Regions from separate parts of the Mus musculus genome. Here region 2 is linked to region 1. A link is a loop called in an ENCODE intact Hi-C map of the cell type or tissue named here. Cell type or tissue: gastrocnemius. All regions are shown on one strand. Links, peaks and the distances in the headings refer to the core of each region. The heading gives the core; the rest is flanking DNA.

What was found. A loop is a pair of places that touch in the nucleus more often than their neighbours do. Peaks named below come from ENCODE experiments on the same cell type or tissue, not always from the same donor. Only the 100,000 strongest peaks of a DNase experiment are listed, where the experiment ranks them.
Region 2: a loop joins it to region 1, with 4 times the contacts of the local background. A loop is called at or near these places in 7 of 42 quality-filtered maps.

Annotation. Positions count from the first base shown.
Region 1 is chr17:50,115,970-50,127,535 of GRCm38, forward strand. The region is part of intron 2 of Rftn1 (raftlin lipid raft linker 1); the gene reads right to left. Among named protein-coding and RNA genes, the nearest start is that of Rftn1, 69 kb to the right of the region's middle. In gastrocnemius, for the core only: no CTCF peak of the experiment used is centred there; no DNase peak of the experiment used is centred there; H3K27ac peaks cover 7,061 bases.
Region 2 is chr17:50,064,910-50,076,475 of GRCm38, forward strand. The region is part of intron 4 of Rftn1 (raftlin lipid raft linker 1); the gene reads right to left. Among named protein-coding and RNA genes, the nearest start is that of Gm52302, 36 kb to the left of the region's middle. In gastrocnemius, for the core only: no CTCF peak of the experiment used is centred there; no DNase peak of the experiment used is centred there; H3K4me3 peaks cover 457 bases; H3K27ac peaks cover 1,348 bases.

The DNA.
Region 1 (11,566 bases), core at 1,610-9,609:
GTGTCACAGAACAGGTGAGCCACAGAACAGGTGTGTCACAGAACAGGTGAGCCACAGAACAGGTGTGTCACAGAACAGGTGAGCCACAGAACAGGTGAGCCACAGAACAGGTGTGTCACAGAACAGGTATGTCACAGAACAGGTGTGTCACAGAACAGGTGAGTCACAGAACAGGTGTGCCACAGAACAGGTGTGTCACAGAACAGGTGTGCCACAGAACAGGTGTGTCACAGAACAGGTCAGTCACAGAACAGGTAAGTCACAGAACAGGTGTGTCACAGAACAGGTGTGTCACAGAACAGGTTTGTCACAGAGCAGGTGTGTCACAGAACAGGTGTGTCACAGAACAGGTCAGTCACAGAAGAGGTCAGTCACAGAACAGGTGTGTCACAGCACAGGTGTGTCACAGAACAGGTTGGTCACAGAACAGGTGAGTCACAGAACAGGTGTGTTACAGAACAGGTGAGTCACAGAGCAGGTCAGTCACAGAACAGGTGTGTCACAGAACAGGTTGGTCACAGAACAGGTGAGTCACAGAACAGGTGAGTCACAGAACAGGTGTGTCACAGAACAGGTGTGTCACAGAGCAGGTTAGTCACAGAACAGGTGTGTCACAGAACAGGTTGGTCACAGAACAGGTGAGTCAAAGAACATGTGAGTCACAGAACCGGTGTGTCAAGGGACAGGTGTGTCACAGAACAAGTCAGTCACAGAACAGGTGTGTCACAGAACAGGTCAGTCACAGAACAGGTCAGTCACAGAACAGGTGTGTCACAGAACAGGTGTGTCACAGAACAGGTCAGTCACAGAACAGGTCAGTCACAGAACAGGTGTGTCACAGAACAGGTTGGTCACAGAACAGGTGTGTCACAGAGCAGGTGTGTCACAGAACAGGTGTGTCACAGAACAGGTAAGTCACAGAACAGGTGTGTCACAGAGCAGGTATGTCACACAACAGGTATGTCACAGAACAGGTATGTCACAGAGCAGGCCAGTCACAGAGTAGGTGTATCTGGAACCTCTGGGTTAAATGGATGCATTTTATCATGGTCCATGGAAACATTATTCCCTTTTTTGACTTTTATTTTTATGGTGCTAATCTAATTCCTTATTAAGTTTCCTTTAGCTGCAGCTTCAAGGAAGGTCACACTCCTTTTTCCCAAAATAAACCCATAACACCATGGAATGGGGAAATGGGAAGAGCTGCCAAAACCTTAACCGGATGGGCCAGAATCAGGAATTCCCGAGTGCCTTCAGCCTTGGCTTTTCACTAGCTGTCCCATTCCAAAGTGATGGGGGCGGGGGGGGGGGGACACACACAAAACTTCACCAAGGCCTCTCATTGTTTTGCTCCATGAGCCTATAAGTGTTTGCTCTTCAGGATGCTACCAAGGCTCCCCTTTCTAGTCCACCATTATCCTGGGACTCAGCCTCCTGGTGTAGACCCAGGGTCCCCCTAGTTCTTCTTTGCCACCCTCCTCAGCCATACCCCCCGCCCATCTCTATTCCTTTATGATCCTTTGTCTACCAAACAACTTGTCTCTACCAGGGACCCTACAGCCACCACTTTAACTGGAACCCAGCTAGACTCCCTGTGCCTCTCCACCCTCCTCCATGCTAGCTTCTCTAGGTACTGCCTGCCTCTCCTCGTCCACCTCATCTCCACAGGACCTGCCTGACACTCAACACTTGTGGTAGAGACCCAAGGTTCCCTAGTCCTTCCTCTTCTTCCTCAGCTGTCCTCGGCTGTTCCTTCCAGCCTGTCCCCTCCCTCCCTATCGGAGACTGCACAGCAGCACACTGGGCTGGGACCCAGGTGGACCACCTGCGCCTCCTTCCTCTCTTCCATCCTACTCTAGAACGAAGCCCGAAGTCCAGCAGTGGCTCACACCTCAGTCTATCCTTCCAACCCATCTCCAGGCCTTTGGGCCTTACCACTTGTAATGGCTCATCCTGGATGTCAACTTGACCGCATCTGGAATCAGCTAAAACTTAAGTGGCTGTGCATAGCTGTGAGGGATTAAATTCTTGACTAGATCAACTGAGTCAGAAAGACCCACCCTAAATCTGGATTTTCTGAGGTCAGAAGATGAACTCTAAATCTCAGCCACATCTTCTGGTGGTAGCCTATGTAGAACTTCTGCTTTTTGTCTGTTTGTCCTCACTCTTGATGCCAAGTCCATCAATCCTGCTTCAGAGTCATTCCTTCATTGTTATTAGAAGACACTTATTTGGGATTGTGATGTATATTGACAGCCAGGCTGAGACATCCAGTGCTGTGGACTGAACAACTATTGGGTTCTTGGCCTTTTCTTTGGGATACAGCCATTGCTAGTCTAGCTGGACCACTCTGTAAACCACTCTGATAAACCATGTTTATATATATGTATATAAACATATATATAAACATATATATATATATATATATATACACACACACACACATATATATATACACACAAACACACATATATATATATACACATATGTGTGTTGTTTATATACTATATATTTTACATATAAATAGATTTTATATTTATATAACATCATACATATTATATACTTTTTATGTATTTTTACATATATTAAATATAATAAATAATATATACCAAATATAAATGTTAAATATAATGATATATAGTGTATGTGTTAAATATACATATATGTGCCATATGTGTGTGTATATATATATATATATATATATATATATGTATATATATACTCATTCTATCAGTTCTATTTCTCTAGGGGACACTGACTAATCCATCAGCATCCAGGGCAGACATAGGGTAACACCCCTAGGTCTTCCATTTTTTCACTACCACCCTTGTGGAGCTGGAATGACTACTACTCAGAGACCTCTTGGGTCAGTCCCCTTCACCACCAGCTGGACTATCTCAAATCCTACTCAACCCCAATGATCTGGACTGCTGGAGTAGTAACCCAGAACTCCAGCCTCAACTTCAATCTGGGCCTGTCAGAGCTTGAATCCTAAACCCTAGAGGAGTTATGAGACTCAAGACCACAAATCATTCTGCTGCTCACTCACAACTTGACAAGACTGAGGTAACGACAACCGAAGAACTGAACACCCACCCAACAAAGACATCCACTCCAAGAAACACTACAAACACCACGACTCCAGATAACAGCTGAAAAAACACAGTCACAAACAACCTCCACCAGAAGCCTGCCACCCCTACTGCAACAGACCCCAAGGAAAGCAATTTAGCTGAAGCACGAGACAAGGACTCCAAAATAGCAATTAGGAAATATGTTCAAGGACCTTAAAGAGGATATGAATAAACGTCTTAATGAAGTTCTCAAAAACACAAACAGTCGAATGAAATAATGCAAACATTTCCAGACATGAAAATAGAGTTTCACAAAGAAACGGGAAAGCCAGGCTGAAATAGGACTGGAAAAAAATCTGGGGAGGTGAGACATAAGGCTCAGAGAACCTCATGAGCAGACTGAAGTGGAAGAGAGAATTTCGAGTTTTGAAGACAAGGTAGTAGAAACAGCTCAGTCAAAAAAAAAATGTTGAGTCTAATAAAATTCTGGTACAAAACCCTGGAAATCCGGGACACTTTCAAAAGAGCACACCTGGAAATGACAGCTATAGAGGGAGAAGAGGCCGAGCTCACAGTCACAGAAAATATTTTAAGCCAAACCTCAGAGGAAAATTTCCCCCATCTATAAAGAAACAGGTGCCTAATAGGTCTCCGAAATACATAATCAAAACGCTAAATGCAAAGAATAAAGAAAGGATATTAAAAACTGCAAGGGAAAGAGATCAACTCCCATATAAAGGCAGACCCATTAGACTAACACCTGACTTTTGATTAGGGACTGAAAACCAGAAGGTCCTAGACAGACGCTCTGCATGTTCTGAAAGAACACACATTCCAGGCCAGACTACCATATCCAGCAAAACTATCACGCAGAAGAGCAAAGGAGAAAGAAAAACATCTCATGATGAGAAACAAAGTTAAACAATTTGTGTTTCCCAATCCAGCCCTACAGAAGGTGCCAGAAGGAAACCTTCAGGCGGGAGAAAAGGTTAAATACACTGAAGAAGAAATAATCCCAGAACAGTAAATCAGAAATAGCTGGCCACCCATCAAGGTCCCTGTTTGCTGTTTTACATGCGTAGTGCTGCCATTCTTTTAATGAGCAAATGAAATCATCACTGACAAGGATCTGATGACAGGAGGAGGAAGGGAAATCTAGAGCTGCCTCAGTCTTGTGTAGACAGATAAGCATGGCTCCTATCCCATTAGATGCGAAGGGAGTCAGATGACATCCTGGCAGCAGAGGAACTGGGCCTGTGTCCCCAGGCTGCTCTGTGGAAGCCACCAAAGTCATGCGAGTCATTGCTATTAATAGTTTTAGTTGTCTCACAAACTATCTCTAGGTCAGACAGAGTCCTATGTCAGGGTGCTGTTCCTTCTGCCTAATTTCAGTCCAGACCTAACCAGCATCTACAGTTCATACACAGGTCTTTCGCTCCTCAGTCAAAGCCATGGGCCTTCTGTTCTGGAACCCTTTGTAAAACGGTAGAGTGGGGCCAACAATATGGCTCAGCAGGTGAAGAAGCTTGCTGCCAAGATTGACCACCTGAGTTCAATCCCACATGGTGTAAGGAGGAAACTCCTGCAAGTTGTCCTCTGGCCTCCACACATGTGCCATGACATAAATGAGCCCCCAAATTGATAGATAGATAGATAGATAGATAGATAGATAGATAGATAGATAGATAGATAGAGTAATCAAAATTCTTTTCTAAGCTGAGCTCAAAATGAGCTTAGTTAGATCTTCAGGACTGAACAATAAACTCTGAAAAGGCATGGGGAGGGGGTGGTAGCTTCTTTGTCAGATTCCAGACTTTGATAATGGCTTCTGCAATACCTTACAGCAGGGTCTCCAGGAAGAAGGTGACAGGACGCTCTGTAAGTAGAATGCAGGAGAGTGAGTTGGATCCAGGAAATGGCACTGTCCTTTAAGAGGAACCAATATTCAGCAGCCGGAGGCCAGTACATGAAGAGGTAAAAGCAAGATAAAAAACACTTAGACCCCACAGAACACAGGGGGAGGGAGAGATGGGGTGGCAAGGACAGATGGCAGATGTATCAGGTGGCTAACCACACCCCATGTTTACCTCAAACTCATCCCAGATTTGTAAAATTAAACACACAAAGAGGAAATGTCTCCATGGAGAAGTCAGAATTCAAGCCTGCCCTGTTTCCTCCCTCACCCAGGAAATCCCTTCCTCTCCTGAGCACTACCAAGGAGGACTCACCCCTGAAGTTCTCTTCCCTCTTTAAGGTATCATAGACACCTCCTTGGAGCCCTTGTGCAAGACATTTTAAGTCAAAGAACAAGTCTGTCTTTAGCTATGGCAGAGAAAAGAGAAGTTAACCCCCAAAAAACATCTGGCCACAAACAGCATAAAGTGAAGCCATCATCAGAAAGGGACATGGGGACGTCAGCCTCTATTCCACCAGGACACAGGGCGCTGCCCTTCTCAGAGCTCCCCCCGCTGCCCCATGATGCAGTCTGATGTCCTCCACGTGTGCTGCCTCAGGTGGCTTCCTCCATCTGACCAATTTCTAATTTCATTAAACAATATAAAATACCAGGGAGGAATTAACGTGTGTCAAGGTGCTCCTGGGACAGGACAAGCACTGGTACAGACCCCAGAATTACAGCACAGTGCTTAGCAAATGCTGAGAGACCATCCGGGGCCTGCTTTTCACTGCCTGTTCTACTTTCAAGTCCTTTCTGAAGAAAATGGCTGAGAAGTGAAAGAGACAGCAAGTCAGCTCTGAGATCTTGGCCTGCACCGAACAGTGGCGGTTGTAGCTCCGTGGTTCTGGTCACACCTACTGCTGCAAGCACCTCTTGTGGCACGGCAGAGATGATGCTGTGTTACAGCACCAATGGGAGCTCTGGCTGGAGAGTAGAGTCTGAGAACCTTCGTCACCGGCAGACAAGCGTGGGAGCCACGCACAACCTTGAGATGTCCTTAGTGTTTGCTGCTGAGCAGGGACAGGCTAAGCAAGGAAGCCAGCAGAAAGCAAGAAGAAAACTAGGAAGTGAGTGCCGGGAAGATTGCTTAGTGGATAGTGCCATTACCCCCGAGTGTGAAGATCTGAGTTTGAATCCCCAGAACCTATGTAAAAGGCAGACACAGGGGGCATCTGTAGCCTCACATTTCTATGTCAAGATGGGAGGCAGGAGAATCCTTAGGGGCTACCAGGTCAGCTAGCCTGGCAGTGAACAAGTGATCTAGTCTCAAATAAAGTGGAATCACACACACACACACACACACACACACACACACACACACACACACAAATCAGTGATTATTTTTCAAGGAAGAAAGCCTGAGACGTCTACCGCAGTCAAGGTTACTATTGGCATCAGTGAGCAGCCAGGCGGGACAGCTGCCTAGGCTGCTCCCAGTTTACTCAGTGGTGTCTGTCTGTCAGAATACCTTGTTCTGCGGTGTTTCTCTTTAAGTCTTACTTGGAGAAATGATGTTAGGAGGAGTCGGGTAGCAAGAACGCAAGAAAGTCCATAGCAAGCGAACCCAATCTACTCCCTTCCACTTCTCAGAACTGTGTGAAAAGCTTCACCTCAGATACTCAGAGTTCTCAAACTGTGGCATAGAGCCTCCACAAAGGTACTGGGGCCAGGAAAACAAAGACCACTGATAACAAGTGATACACATTAACCCCGGAGGCAAGAAAGGAAGTGAAACGGGCCACAGTAGAGGTTAGGAATCTTGTGAACACTGGCACACACTGTGACTCTCTTTGTAGCAGAGAACACGAACTCCATCATTTGTGGTTCTCAAAGCCCAGGAGGGTTAGCACTGGGGAGGGTCCGGCGCAAAGGACATTGGCACGGAAATTCAAAACTCACAGAGGGCTCTTACAGCTCTCAAATAATCAACTAAGAGTGAAGATCATCTCATCGTGGAGTAATGAGTGCTCACGGCAAGAGCACCCTGGTTCAATAGTATCAGACATTAGCTGGTCTGTCAGGACGATAATAAAACAATTTGAGAGACTACGATGCCAAGAAGGAGCGATACAGATTGGGCTCTCCAACCCTCACGGAAATGATAAGATTTTAATCAATTAACCCAGCACCCCCTGTCCCTGCACCCCCTAATCTGCCCTCTTCACAGTTCCTGGGAAGCCACTTACTATTCTGTGATCACAGACAGGAAATGGAAAATCAAAGAAGTCTGTGGAATGTGGCAGAAGCTTCACATTGTAATTCAAGATAGCCTGATTAAGGACACTTAATCTGCACACAGCTAATTCGTAAGACCGAGAAGCAGAGTGGGTGTAACGCAAAAGACTGGAGAACTCAGTTCTAATCACACAGAAAAACCTGATCCCAGCATCCTTCTTAAGAAGCCTCCTTCACAATTGCAGGAACGGAGCCTGCTCTATTCAAATGGATGCTCTAGGGATACACAGAAGAGTCTCCACAGAGTGTTAGGGCCCATGACCTCGGGATCTTGGGGACTACCCTACAAGATCCCAAAGATATGGCTATCTTCTACACCAGTTACTTGTCTCTGTATAACACGACATCTGAGCTGAGCAACTTCAGAAAGGAAGGGCTTCTTTCCGCACACAGTTCAAGGGTCCAGTCCTTCACAGTGGGGAAGAAGCAGAGAGCAATGTATGCTGCTGCGCACCAGTAATTCCAGCACAGGGGGTAGAGGCGGGAGGACCAGAACTTCAAGGTCATTCTTGGCTCAGACGGAGTAGGAGAAGGACCTGTAATAGATGGGACCTTATCTTAAATTAATTAAAAGGGGGAAGGGCTTGGAAGTTCCCCCACGAGTTTGTGTGTGTGTCGGGGCTAGAACTTTGGTATGCATTTTAGAAAATTTTAAACTTTTTCAGACAAGAATGTCCAAGCGGTGGTTAAACAGCGGCAAAGCAGTCATATGCCGTGAATCTTCTGGAGAAGTCCCGCGTGAGAATGAAAGAGGAAACAGATATCTTAGGATGATTTTGAAAACAACTTGGGTCTTGGGTGCTTCTGGGTATCCCCAAACCACACGGAAAACCCTCAGGTTTAAAGATGTGGATGGTGGTCGCTGAAAGGGTGAGTCTGCAGTGTGTGTACGCACATGTATGTGTACCTGCTAATATGTGTGTGTTCAGTGTGTGTGTTTGTGTGCTTGAGTTGTGTCTATGCATCTGTGTGTCTGTGTGTTTCTGTGTCTGTGTGTGTGTTGTTGTTGTTGTCTAGTTGGTTGGTCTGGTTCTTATGGGGTGTTTTGTTTTGTAGCTTAGGTTGTCTTCAACCCCACAATCCTGTATCAGCTTCCAAAATGCTGGCATTATAGGCATGAGCCACTATGCCTGGCTCCCAGAACCATTTCTGTTATTAAAAACCCCTGTGGAGGAGCTGGAGAGAGAAAGATCAGTGGTTAAGAGCACTTGACACTGCTCCTGCAGAGGATCTGAGTTTCTGATTCCTAACATCACACGGTGACTCACAACCATGAATCCAGTTCCATGGGATCCAACACCCTCTTCTGGCTTTCATGGGGGCCAGGTGCACATGTGTGGTCCACATGCATACATGTAGACAAATACTAACACAAATAAAGTAAAAATAAATAAACCTCAAGGAATTCTACATGCATTAATTGATAACAGCAGATCTAACAGCTTCAAGAAGTGAATGTAAAACTTTCCAGGAAAATTGGCTCCGATCTGTTACAGATCCCTCCACTTGCTTTAGAGCCTCAGCAAGTGCACGTGTGAACAGAGCACATACAAGCTTCCGAGGATAGGGTGTCTGGACAGATGTGTTCCCTTCCACAGATGTTGCAGGCCACCTCCAAGATGCAGTTTGGCTTAGTGACTCAGGGTACAGTCTCCGGTTTTAGGCTTTCCAGGCTCAAGCCCTGGATGACCTCATACACACTAGCTTTGGAGAGGCTGCCTCATCAGTCATCCTTCACAGGAAGAGAATAACAATACATATCTGGCAGCTCCTTTCCAAGCCTGGGGAATAGATGGCTAGGACAAGCTGTGGCCCCAGAAAAGGGCAACTATTAGCATACTTTGTTCATAGTGTACTACAATGTAGCCAAGTCTCACCACAGTTTTATGCTCAGATTTCAGAACAGTTACCATTGTTGTACTCAGAAAACTATGTATACAGTTTGGTAAAATTATTTTTTTCATGTGTGTATGCATGCATGCATGCCCACATGTTCACATGTTGTCAAGCATGCATGCCTGTCTGCACGTTCACATGTGTGGCAGGATCAGATGTCTTTTCTTATAGTTCTCCACTTTATTTGTTGAAGCAGGGTTTCTTGCTGAGCCCAGAGCTCAGCAATCCAGCTATTCTAGCTAGCCAGCTTGCCCCAGATATGCTCTGCCTCTGTTTCCTGTGTGGTGGGACCACACAGCTAGTCTACCAACCTTGTTAACCCTCACATGGGCTTTAGAGATCTGAACTGCAGCCCACACATTTGCGAAGCAAACATTTTATCCACAGAGCCATTTCCCCAGGCCCTATCAGCAAATCTGAACAGAGCCATACTTAGTTTAATGATAAATACACATTCTGAGAACTGCGCTGTGACCCTGCCCTGTCTGCAGGCATCACAGACTGTCCCTATAAAAGCAAGATGCCACTTTGACACTCAGCAAACTCAGCTCATGCAATCCTCTATCCACTACCCTGTTGACCAATCACTAATGTGTAGCACACAGCTATAATAAAATTGTTAGTTTTGGTTCTGTCCTTACTGAACACACTACATACCATCTGGGGAAACCAGATTCCAATCAATTGCACATCAATGTGGGTAAGTGCGATGGGTAATGTTACTGTCAACCTGATGGGATCTTGGATCACCATGGAAACGGACCTATGGATATATCTATCAAAGTATTTCTAGGTTTCCTGAAAATGGAAAATGCACCCTAAATGTGGGCGGCAGCATCCTATGGGCTGGTCCCAGGCTGAATAAAAACAAGAGGGTAGACAGCCAGCCTCCACCTCTCCGGCTATGGACTCATTGGCTAGCAGACCCTCACGTGACTCCCCTGGATGGATCACATCCTCAAACTGGGCCACATAAATCCTCCTTCCTTAAGCTGCTTCCGTCAAGCATTCCAACTCAGCAACAAGAACAGTGACTAACGCAATGAGCCCACTGATAAGTTATTTCTCAGCTGGTAAAATGGGACAATCCAGGCCAGAATAGATTACATTAAATTCAGGTTTACTGGAAAACTGCTCTTGAGCAAGTTCACTGGCCCCAGGAAAGGAGGCCAGGGAAGTTTCCGTGGGAAGGAAGAGAGGTGAGGGGGAGAGAAAGAGAGAGTCTGATCGCTAAGAGAGAAGAGAGAGGGAAGGAGAGATCTGGGATCCCAAAATGTCTGGATTAATAGGGGAGAGCCTTTTGGGGAAGGGCAGCCTAATCTCCCTGTCTTGCCCCCACTTGGGCTGGAAAGTTCACGGTTGGGGTTAGGGTATTCCAGGTAGGGACTGTGGGATGCTGGGAGAACCTGGAGGCCAGGTCTGCTTAGGTTTGTAAGATATGCACCCCAGTCCCTTGTCCTGGGGTCTGGAACCAAAAGCACACAACTAATTCTTACACAGAACCATATTTGCTGCCATGGAGACAATTCAATAAGCAAGGCATGGTCCAAACATGGGCCCCCAAATTCACAGGATGGAAACTGAACCATGAACGTGGCAGTGTTAAGAGGCCGAGTTTTTTCAGAAGTGATTAAGCCCTGAGGGCTTAGCCTTTATGAGGGAGTTTATGCCATTACAAAAGGAGCTTTTTGGAGAGGCATTGGGCCTCTGTTTACTCTTCTGTCTTTTGTCCATTGAAGACACAGTGATCCTTCTCTAGGGAGATACAGCAACTAGACACCATCTTGCAGACACAGACCAGACCACTATCCAGTTTTAGATTCTTCGTTCTTGGACTGCCCAGCCTCCAGAATCAGAACAAGAAATGAATCTCTGCTATTTACAAACTACCTCGCCTCTGATATTTTTGATAAAACATCGCAACACAGAAAGACATTTATTGAGCACCTACTATGTGCCAGGCTAGTGCCATGCTGTTGGATGCTAAACAACAAAACAAAAACAAAAAACAAAACAAACACCAGAGAAGGCAATTAAGTGCTTAGCTAAGAGCCATAGGGACACTTAAAGTGCACATTTGGGATTCTCGGGGCCTCAGGCAGCAATGTCCTGGTAACAGGCTCTAGCAGTCAGAAAAGGAGTTGGGGGAGCAATGTGTTTGTTGTCATGGGGGAAAAATACTATGCCTAACGGCAAAGCCAAGTTTTCTCCTCCCTTCCACTAGCTTCGGTTCTCACGAGAGAAGCCCTTTACTTTGCTTCCCTTGGCATTCTCAGCGAGGGCTCTTCACTGAGCTGTCCTGTCTCTGTACATCATAAATGGCCCTTCCAACCATGACAAGCATTGCAATGAGCACACTCTCTGTGCACATCATACCAACAACCTCTTATTTAGATGTTAAATT
Region 2 (11,566 bases), core at 1,147-9,146, 52 kb before region 1:
TTCCTCCCCAACTTGCTTCTTGGTCATGATGTTTGTGCAGGAATAAAGACCTTGACTAAGACATCCATCTTCCGTAGACTCATCCACAGGCCAACTTGATCAAGATAATCCCCTATTAGGAGTCAATTTTCAGGTGATTCTAGATTGTATCAAGCTGATGACCAAAACAGTCTATCATAAACAGGCATTTCCTTTCAATACTCACGCTGCAGACTTGAAAACTGAGGCAGAGATAGATAGGCAATCTGCCCAGTGTCATCCAGCAAATAGTCCAGGGGCAAGTCAAAATGAAATCCAGGCAGCTGTCATTAATGTTCATCAGCATTTTAATGTACCACACACACTTACACTACCATTACCTCTGTTGTTTCCTGTACTATGAATATCTGGGCTACCTCTGAATGAGTCTAGAGTATTTGGATTGTGGACATTTTACTTTATGGTGTGGTGTCATGGCTCTCCAGCAGTGGGAAGACAATCAAGACTACATCAGGAAGGAGGCGGTGGTGGCGCACGCCTTTAATCCCAGCACTTGGGAGGCAGAAGCAGGTTGAATTTCTGAGTTTGAGGCCAGCCTGGTCTACAAAGTGAATTCCAGGACATCCAGGGCTACACAGAGAAACCCTGTCCCGAAAAAAAAAAAACCAAAACAAAGCAGAAAAGACTAGAAGAGAAAGTTTTCTCTCACAATTTAAGGTCACAGTCCATCACTAAGGGGGAAGCAAGGCAGGTGCTTACGAGCTAGTCACATCACATCTGTGGTCAGGGGCAGAGAGAAATAAATGCATGCAGACCTATCTCATTTGCTCTTAGGTAGCTTTTCTCCACTCTTTGAGTGTCTGTGAGCCCCTGTCTAGGGACTGGTGCCATCCACAATGGGCTGAGATTTCAATTAACAATCAGGACAACCCTGCAGACAAGCTCAGAAACCCACATAATCTAAATAATTCCTCGCTTCCTAGGTGACTCTAGGTTTTGTCAAGGTGACAATTAAAGCTGATCACCATGGAGATTGGGGCTCATTAGATTGTGTGTGTCTTCATCAGTTGGTCTGCAAATCTTTAGGGGACATTTCCTTGATTAATTATTGGTGTGTGTGGTGCCACCCCTGTGCAAGGGTGGTCCTTGGCTATAAGAAAAAGCAAACTGACTGAGACAGGGAGGGTGACAGGAAGAGCCTGGGATGTGATTGCACCAGTATCTGTGAGCAGCGATCCTGCATGGCCTCTGTTTCTGTCCCTGCCCCGATATCTCTCTGTGATGGACTAGGCCTGGGACATGTAAGCAAAAGACACCCTTTCGTCCCCACGTTGGTTTTGCTCAGCATGTATCGCAGCAATAGAAAGCAACCTAGAAGAGAGGCCAGGCGATTTGAAAATATGTTCATTTGAGATTCTGAAAACCTACATATTATTGGGTAGTTCTAGCTTCTTTCTCTGTAGTGCAGGCTGACCTATAATTTACTAAAGTGGTCCAGGATAGCCTTTAATTCACAATCCTCTTGCGTCTGCTTTGCAAGTGCTGGGGTTACAACTGTGCAATACCACCCCAGGCTATTCCTTATCATTCCCTATAGCAAAGGGAACTCAGTCCAGAGTACAGCAAGGCTTAAGGGCTTCCCTCTCGAGACAGCACCATTAAGAAAATGAAGCAGCATACCACCCCGGGTTTCTAATCATCTTCTAACAACCCAAGTTCCTCAAGAAGAAGAAAGTGGAGGCAATGTTAGCCTGAGTGCTTACTGTCATGGTGAGCAGCTTCCCAACCTGGGCCTTTGTGTAGATGAGGTAACACATTTCCCTAAATACCCCCAAACAGGCAGCCAGCCACTACCAGGTGGGTGGGGTGGGTGGGTGGGTGGAGGGTGGGTGGTGGGGGTGCGGGATGGGGGGGGGCTGCTGAATCAGCAGCCCCAATTTTATACTTCAGTAACACCAGTGACCTGAGACAGCAAGCTGGGGGTGGGGTGTCCCTGAATATCAAGGGCTTATTAGAACTCCAGGGAATTTTCTAGAAATCTATCTTTAGAGTCTCCATGGAAGTCAAAGCTCAGCAGTGAGGCAAGGAGACAGAGTCCCGAGAGTGTGAGCAGGAGCAGATGCCCGTCTTCACACCTCGCTGCTTTAATATCCCAGCGCTGTGACTTTCCCCAGCGCTCCCTCATTTACAGGGGCTTCCATGACATTACTAAAAGGCACTTTAACAAAATGTTGAGACTCTGCAGTTGGGCATCATTATGCTTGGTTTAACCCTTGGTTTGAAGACCTATTCTAAAAAAAAAAAAAATTACCCTTGAGTCCAAACTAACAAATATACAATGTGGCCTTAACGGCACCTCGATGTCCCAGGGTAAATGTCACCATTAAACTAGGGACTTGGAACTGGTTTCTATTATGATATGCTGAAAAAAAAAACCTGAATGTTTTATTGTAAATAAAACACTCTGTAAATACCCTGGGGAACAGGAGGACAATTTTAGAAGACAGATGTGACTTGAGAGTTTTATATACCACAAAGATGGAGGTCCCTTTGTGTAACAATAGGTTATTTGGGGGAAGGGGCCAAGATCTGGGGATATACACCGTTTAAAAGATTATTACTGATGTCCAGTAATGCTTACATTTAATATTCAATTTATTTTTAAACAAATACATGTATTTACAATGAAATATAATCCTTTCTTCTTCATGGTTCTTTCCCTTTAGCTGCCATCAATTCATATAACTATACATGATAGATAAATAAATGCAATCTGCTGAGGCACTCAGTATCTCTTGCAAAGATGTGATTCCAGGGATGACTACTTGAAAGTGGATAACCAATTTGGGGGTTTAACGGGGTGACTGTTTCTCCCTGGCTCATCAGTCATTGAATTCTCCACGTCTTAACTTCTTGTTTTCTATGCATTCTATTTTATTCTGCACTGCCTCAGCCTCACCTAGTAGAATGGACTGAACATGACCTTGTCGCTTCAGAGCCCCTGTGTGTGAAAAGCTCTTTTCCCCCCACAGATGGCCACACTCATTTCTCTCAAGTCCGTGTGGTGAACCAGAACCCTCCACACCTACACCGAGAGAGGTGGTGTCTTCAGAAGTGTCCTGTGCTCCAGTCAGTGTGGGTGTCTGTGACACCTCTTGAGTGAAGTGGAGAATCATGTGACATTTTGAGGCAGCTCATACAAATTCCATGAACTTCAACCTTCTTCTTTTAGGGTCTGTCATGGTTTAAGTAGGCCGAGTAACAAGCAGCATCCATCTTCCAGTGATGAGGGTACCATGCCCTGAAGGTAGACCCCAGTCCCATGCCACCCAGTGGGAACTCTGTATCCCACCACTGGGAATGTGGCTCCCTCTGCCTACTTGAAGACTTTGGGGCAAACAAATGGCTGTTACTGTTATAAACCAATATCCTTAGGTGGTAAATACATGCTATCAGACCTTTCTGTCTCTCTTACTTCCTCCCCAACTCCAGCCTCCTTCCCTGCCTTGGTGTTCTGAGGCAGCTTCTCACATAGACTAGCCTACTGAGGTGGGGGATTGCAGGCATGAGTCATCACACCCCACCTAACTTCCTTTGAAATACAAAGACCCTCACTAATTTGTATCCACAAGTGACTTAGTGGCTTCTTCAAGGAAACCTCCAAACCCTCCATAAAAGACTGGCTGAGCAGTACCTTCAGAGATGCAGAAATGTAAATAAAGAGAATGCAAATGTTCCTCAGGAGTGGGCCTTCAGGGCTATGAGGAAAGTCATTAGGCTCTCAGTTTGCCATGCTGCATCCAAACTGCGGATGCAGGTGGATGCCCGTGAGATAAACACACTGCCCTGCACTGAGGGTTACACTATTAATAGGCTCAGGAAACTCCTCGTAGGCAAACCGAGACTTGCTTCTTGTTTATCGCAAGTTACAAATGTGCAGTGCATGAATTAATGATGATGTATTATTCAAGGCTGACGGAAGGGTAGAACTGTACCTACCTTCCCAGGCACAGGAGGAACAGAACGGGCACAGAGGCTCTGAGCTCCAGGCTTAGGCAGCACAGAGAGAGGCTCCCATCACCCTCTAGGGAGCGGCTCAGTTAGAGATACAACTGCCTCATATCCAAAACAGGGAGTCATTGAAAGTCAAGTTTCTACACCAAGCAATGAACAGTTCCATCAAACACCGTTTCTACGGGGAATGCATCTAAATAACTTCTTTTTCAAAATTTTCTATATTTTCACATACTTTTATACATCTACTTCGAATATCCTGCATAACAATCTCTTTTTTACCCCTAGAATAACATCCCTGTCCCCATTACCATCCCTATTCCCCATTTCCTTTGCAATGATGTGGGGAAGCAGCCACAGGCTGCCGCTGGAGGTGTGGATTTAGAAGTGAGTTACATGGAACTTTATTCCGTTTTCTTTCATTTCTCAGCTGCATGTGTGATAGCAGGTGACTTCGGTTTTCTCGCCTTCTGTATGTCACAGTGCCACCCCCACGGTGACAAACTTCCCTAGTTTTCATTCTTTGAAACACAGAAGTCAAGACTGATGTAACAGCTGCATCACTTCAAGTTTAGACTTCTCTCACAAACAGATCAGTTGACTGATGGCAGTGCTCATTTTTAAATAAAAAAAAAAAAGAAAGAAAGAAAAATTGGGAAAAGAATAACCCATTGAATTCTGATGACATCTGTTAAAGAATAGATTAAAAATACGTTAAAAATAGCAACCAACAAATATTGGTAGGGCTGTATGAAGAGCAGAAAGAAGACAGAGCTGTGCCCAGGAGGCTCATGCATAAGGGTCTGAGCCACTGAGACCCAACCGGGGCCAGCATCCTAATCCCTGACCTCTTTGGTATCAGGAGGAATAATTTAAAAACTGAAAGAAAAAGAAAGAAAGGAAAAGAAGAAGAGATGAGAAGAGGGTAACCTACAGGGGGTGGAGCTCCTAAGGCTCTGGCTCTCAGAACTCTCAGAAGAGACCCCGAGTCAACAGCTACAAGACTGACTGCTTCAAGTGTTGGGGAGACAGCAGCAGGCAGCCAAAGCTCTGCCAGGATCAACTCACTCCACTGAGAAGACACCCCAGCCCTCGCACCAGCTTCTCCACTTATCTTTTAGATGACAAATGCCTGGCAGACAGGAGGCTTCACAGAGGGGGGGCTGAGCACCACTGTAGCCGCCCCCAGCTCCCACATGTATTCCCTGACAGTGCATAATTAGCACTCAAAACACGATTGATCCATCTTCTCAAAAGACCACAGACATACCGATAGAAATGATATGTATCGCTTATCTCCTCCCTGCCCCCACTGGTGGTAACAGCAAACATTTGTAACCGGCATGCTGCAAAGTTATCAAGTGGGTACGTGTGATGTGACACCTAACCCAGCCACTGCCAGGGAGGGCTGACTGAACTAACTGCCAACCGCCCAAATGCTGACTAGAGAGGCTCTGAGTTACAGGACAAAGATACTGACTGTTCACGGCCTCCCTTTGCACTTTCTCTTTCTTGGTGTCACCTTTCAACTCCTTCCTATCCAAGGAGGAGGAGTTGCCAGCCTGAGAAACACATGGCTGTCACTTTTACCTTCCTCCAAGTGCCAAGAAACTTGCCATCGGCACAGAGAAGAGAGGCAACACAAGGCAAGTAGCCCAGAGAGCAAAAATAGCAAATGACTCAAGAGCTGACAGGGAGACAGGAGCTACATATATCCCTGTGGTCCTAACACTTATGAAGCCGAGGCAGGAGGATTTCTGCAAGTTCAAAGCCTGTCTGGTCTGCAGAGCAAGTTCCAGGGAAGCCTGAACCACTGTCATTCATGAATGAATAATGAATGAATGAATGAATAAAATTAATAAATAGGACATAAGTTAAAAGCAATAAGAAATACTAGAGTAAACAGAGGTAGGAAAGACTGCTCTGTAAGAAATGAGTGGGGTGGTACCCTACCAGTCCTGCTGCAGGTCACAGCAGTGAAATCAAGTGAAGCCCACTGCCACCCCCTCCCCCACCCCTGCACCCCTTAACACTATATATGTCTCAGCTATGAAGATGCCGAAGGCCTCAAGGGTGGTGAAGGAAGAGCTGAGGAGGGGAGAAAGAGGTTGTCAAACTTATCTGCTGCAGCCAAAGTAGCAATGAAACCGCAGAGGGGAAGGAACAATCTTCATATTGAAATAGATAAAATTAAAAGGGAAGGGGGAATCCAAGGCCATGGTGGTCACCCTAGCAACAGAGACCCAGCCACAGCACCCAGGGACACCAGAAACGAAGCTGGGTTGGCTTTGTGAAGGACATAAGCCTCTGCCCAAACTCCTGTTGCCTTTCCTGGGCAATCCAGAGTGTTATTATATGTGGATGGTTTTATAAACTCAACTCTTTAACAACTCTACAGACATTTTTTTCTTTCAAAGAGGGAATGTCTTGAATATGTCAGGGCTGAAACCAGCCAGTCTGTATAGGCTCTGTAGTGTGTGTGTGTGTGTGAGCGCACGTGAGCACATGTGTGAGTGCAAGATACAGAATCCTAATCCTACCCTCATCCCATTTTTAAAGTGAGAACCATTTTTTAATAGAGAGGGAATCATTTCCTCTTTTATGCTTTTTACAAGCAGGAAACAGTAGACTGTGGAGCCGTGGTGGGTTACTGCCTGCCTGTCAACATTCCACAGGTGGAAAGGTTTTGTTCGTTTGTTTTGTTCTTGTCTTAGAATAGTGTGACAGTTTGGATGAGATGTCCCCCATAGATTTAGATGCTTGAACACTTGGGCCCCCGTTTGTGGTGCCATTTGGGTAGGGTTAGGGGGTGTGACTTTGCGGTTCCAAAAGCCACGAGAAGTATCAAGTTCTCGCGCTGTTTGCTGCTTGTGGCTTGAGATGTGAGCTCACAGCTGATCTAGTCACCATGCCTACCAGTTGCCACACTTCCTCACCATGAGGGTGACAGACTCTTGCCTCCCTGGAACTGTGAGCTCTGACTAAACCCTTCTGAGGCTCAACTCAGTCAAGGCATTTTACCACAGCAACAGAAAGGTAACCAACATTCACCCCTACGTGGCAATGGAGACTCAGAACACACATGTGTTATGCCATGTTTCTTTCTCATCCTGACTTCAGACAGGGTCTTTCAGTGAACCAGAGGGGTCCCTATCTCTGCCCCTACCCAGCCCTGCGGTAATAGATGTGGCAGCTCCAAGGGTCCCCATCTCTGCCCCCCAGCACTGGGGTAATATACACTGATGTGCCCAGCTTTGACATGGTGACACACAGGTCTTTAAGAGTTTAAATGACTTCTAGCCCATGCTGGTTTTAGTCAATGTGTTTTCTAAACAAAATGTTTCCTCATGTTCCCCTCAACATCTCTGCTGACGGTGATTCAGTTTAGGGGGCTTGGGCTCAGTAGGCAAGAGAGCTTGCTGCACAAGTGTGAACATCTGAGCTCAAATTCCCAGCACCATGTCAAAGCTGGGCACATCAGTGTATATTACCCCAGTGCTGGGGGGCAGAGATGGGGACCCTTGGAGCTGCCACATCTATTACCACAGGGCTGGGTAGGGGCAGAGATGGGGACCCCTCTGGTTCACTGAAAGACCCTGTCTGAAGTCAGGATGCGAAAGAAAGTGTCATGGCATAACACCCAGCATCCTCCTCGAGGCTCCACACCTGCAGTCATGCATTACATACATCCCCCTCGGACAGAGATTGCCATCATCTGAAGACGCCGGTACATGAGATTCTCTTCAGGAGTATCTGCCTCCATCTTGAAGTAGGAGTACCATTGGAACAAGTCTTTAAGAAATGTAATAATACACAGCTTTTTAAATTTTTGATGCATGTTACAAATTATGAACAACTTGAAATGTCTGTTTGCTGATTCCCAGTGCAACCAATTACAATCTCAGTAATGGGGAAAGACAGTGGGCACCAGGTGTGTGGTGCAGAAAAATGCCCATACCCCCACCGAGTAGAAGGCAGAGGGAGGTGGACTGAGTTCAAGGTCAGCCTAAGAGCCTGTCTAAATAAGTAAACAAAGAAGGTGAGGTGCAAGCAAAGATTCAAAAGAAATGAAAAAAAAAAAAGTGACCCAAGTAGGTATCTGGAAACAGATCATAAAAATGACCCCCACTGCAAGGAACTCTCACAGGCTGGCATAACTAACTTGAACAAGAAGGCAGTAGGCATAGTCCTTACACACACGGCACACACACTCAGACCTGGCAGAAGCAAAGTGTGGACGTTGCCCATTGGACTTCAGAGCATCTCTCATGGCACAGGGGCTCTGTGCCCCTGAACAGGAACCTCCAATCCCTTGTTGGGAAGAACACACAAATGAAGAAAGCTTGAGTTAATTTAATGTGGCTTGCGAGGCAACAAACGTGGGGATACATTCGGTAAACGTTGAAAACTTCCTAGAGCATCAAATTCGTAAAGCACTGAGGGGAGGCTATACTACGTTTTCTTCAGATAGCTTTTACAATGGCAGGTGGGAGATTCCGTACATAAATTCAAAGGGACCACTGTGATCTGGGCGACAGCCAGGCCTGGAGCAAGCGGAAGACCCAGGCTAGTCCGAAAGGATCCTCCAGCCTCAGTCTTCCAAGTGCTGGGATCTCAGCTGTACCGCCATGGCAAGCTCATTTGTGCTAACTCCTCGCTCACTGGCCACTTTTATACTGACTTCAATAAAACGGACTTTTCCCTGTTATTTTTTTTATAAAGGTCATCAGATAGCACATGATTCCTTAAGACTTTGCATTCACAGAAGGGTGAGGTCAAACATCCGCCAGGTGTGAGATGCACACGCACGTGTGACATCAGACTGTCCCTGCTGCCGCCATGAATAAACGGTAAGAATTCGGATTCCAAATGATAGGTGTCAGAAGTAAACATATGAAGGTAGTGTCTGCGCCAGGTGTCCCTGTCATCTCTCGGATGACAGAGTCACAAGACAAAAAGTTGCACAGGATAAAATTGCTTCTTGAAACATGGGGGGGGGGGGAAGACTCCACTTTTATAAAATTTGTAGAGTTTAAAAGAGACATTGTGTAGCTAGGCTAGTAACTGATACTAAGCAGAAATGTGGTTGTGGGGAAGGCATTCCTAAAAGGTTCTATGTTGAATGGAGTGTGTGGACACGTGCCTGTAATCCCAGTTTTAGGGGCTGAAGCAGGAAGATCAAGAGTTTGAGGCCAGGGCCGGGCAGTGGTGGCGCACGCCTTTAATCCCAGCACTCGGGAGGCAGAGGCAGGCGGATTTCTGAGTTCGAGGCCAGCCTGGTCTATAGAGTGAGTTCCAGGACAGCCAGGGCTACACAGAGGAAACCCTGTCTGGAAGAAAAAAGAGTTTGAGGTCAGCCTCATAACAAGACCCTGTCTCACAAAACAGTTACAGGCTGGAAACTGGCTCCTGGATTTGCTGCTCATGCATGAAGACCCAAGCTCGGCTATTCAGAATCAATGTAAAAACCAATTATGACATGTACACTTGTCATCAGAATCATTGCTGGGCATACATTCTAGATAAAATGGCGAGCTTCAGGTTCAGTGAGTGAACTATAATACGGCAGATCCAAATAATATTAATCCCACCCATTTTTTAAAGAAAGAAAATGCTGAGGAGATCCAATTGGGTAATCCTTTGGTCAGGGACAGGTCCAAGCGCGTGGAGTTGACCTGAATGATGGCAAGCCTCGAAGGGTCTGTTCAAATTCAGCCATCCAATTCTGTAACATATACTGAAAAAGACTTTTTGACAAATTAGCTGCCCTAGTAAATTTAACATACTGAATGGAAATAACACACAATCCCGGAAACTTTTGTTCACATCCCTGCTGAGTTATTTGTCATAATACATCTAGTTGTTTCTGGACAAGATCTATGAGTTGATTAACCAGCATGAGACCTCTCTGTATCTTGACATTAGCTGAGGCCTGTTTATCTATGACTGTAGTCACTGAGGCTGACAAAGTGTTAATGGTGTCAGTTGTCTGGACCTGTCCAGACAGAGCCAAGGCTGTCTGAATTAAGGCCAAACCCAGTTCCTAGTTAGTGGTAAAAAAGCAGGAGAATACTTGAGCATTATACATCACCGTCATTGGGAGTGGAAATGTCGACATTATCCCCCAACGCTGCTCTCTCTTTATTATTGACGCCCTGGACATCACCAAGACGAGGGACATTAGTATTCCCTTGGTCAGTCTGGATTTTTCGGGTGAGTCTTTCTGGTACCCAAAATGGGTTGTCTTCATTCTGTGGGAAAACACAGATAGCTCCCCTGGATCTTATCAAGATAGGATCCGGGCCATACCATTTATTATCAAGGACATTTTTCCATTTAACCATCTCATTGGGCCTATCTGGCTCTGAACAATGACGTTCAGCCGCAGTATGGCCATGAGCATCAATATTTAAAAAATTGAGTGTAAAGAGTGCCAAAGACACCGACACTCTTGGTGCTCGGGGTACAGTCTCCTCAAAAGTTCCCCTCTTCTGTTTTATAAGATAGGCTTTGAGGGTGCGATGCGCACGCTCAACAATACCCTGTCCTTGAGGGTTGTATGGAAGTCCAGTCAGGTGGGTTACGTCCATCTGACGGCAGAACTGCTGGAATTTTTGAGACGTATAAGCTGGTCCATTATCAGTCTTAAGGAGTCTGGGTTTTCCCCAAGCACTCCATGCCTCAAGACAATGTTGAATCACATGTGAGGCTTTTTCTCCGGTTAACGGAGAAGCAAACATGATGCCAGAACATGTGTCAATGGACACATGGAGATATTGAAGTTTTCCAAAGGAAGAAACATGTGTAACATCCATTTGCCAGACCTGTAGAGGTCGAATACCGCGTGGGTTAATTCCCACATGAGGAACTGGCAAGAACTCACAGCAGCTTTGACATTGAGTAACAATGTCACGGGCTTCTTTTCTTGTCAAGGAGAAACGACTGCGTAATGTTTCAGCCGTCACATGAAAATTGTTATGAAAATTTCTTGCAGCCTCTACCGGGGATGATAGGGCAGCAGCCATCACTTTAGTGGCCTTATCTGCCAAATCATTTCCCAGAGCCATGGGGCCAGGTAGGCCTGAATGGGCTCTAACATGAGTAATATAAACAGGAGATCTTCTAGATAACAAAACTAATTGTATCTGCTGAAAAATATTGGCAACTCTACTGGAAGGCTTAATCACTCCAGCCACTTCTAAAAGATTTACTGCATTAACCACATAATAGGAATCTGACACAATATTAAGGGGTTTTAAAAAGGTTTTTAAAACTTCTAAGACCACTAAACATTCTACCACTTGAGGTGAATTTTCATTATACTGTTTGGATACCACTTTACCATTAGCCACATAGGCACCTATGCCAGTTTTTGATCCATCAGTATATACCACAATCCCCTTTTTAAGTGGGTTTCTTACTGTTATTTGTGGAAACACAACAGATTGATTTTGGGCAAACTGTAAGATTGGATGCTTTGGATAATGGTTATCTATTTTTCCTGAAAAGGAGGTAACTAAAACTGCCCAATCATTAGATGCGGCTGCCAAGGTTTGAACCTGTGCAGCGGTAT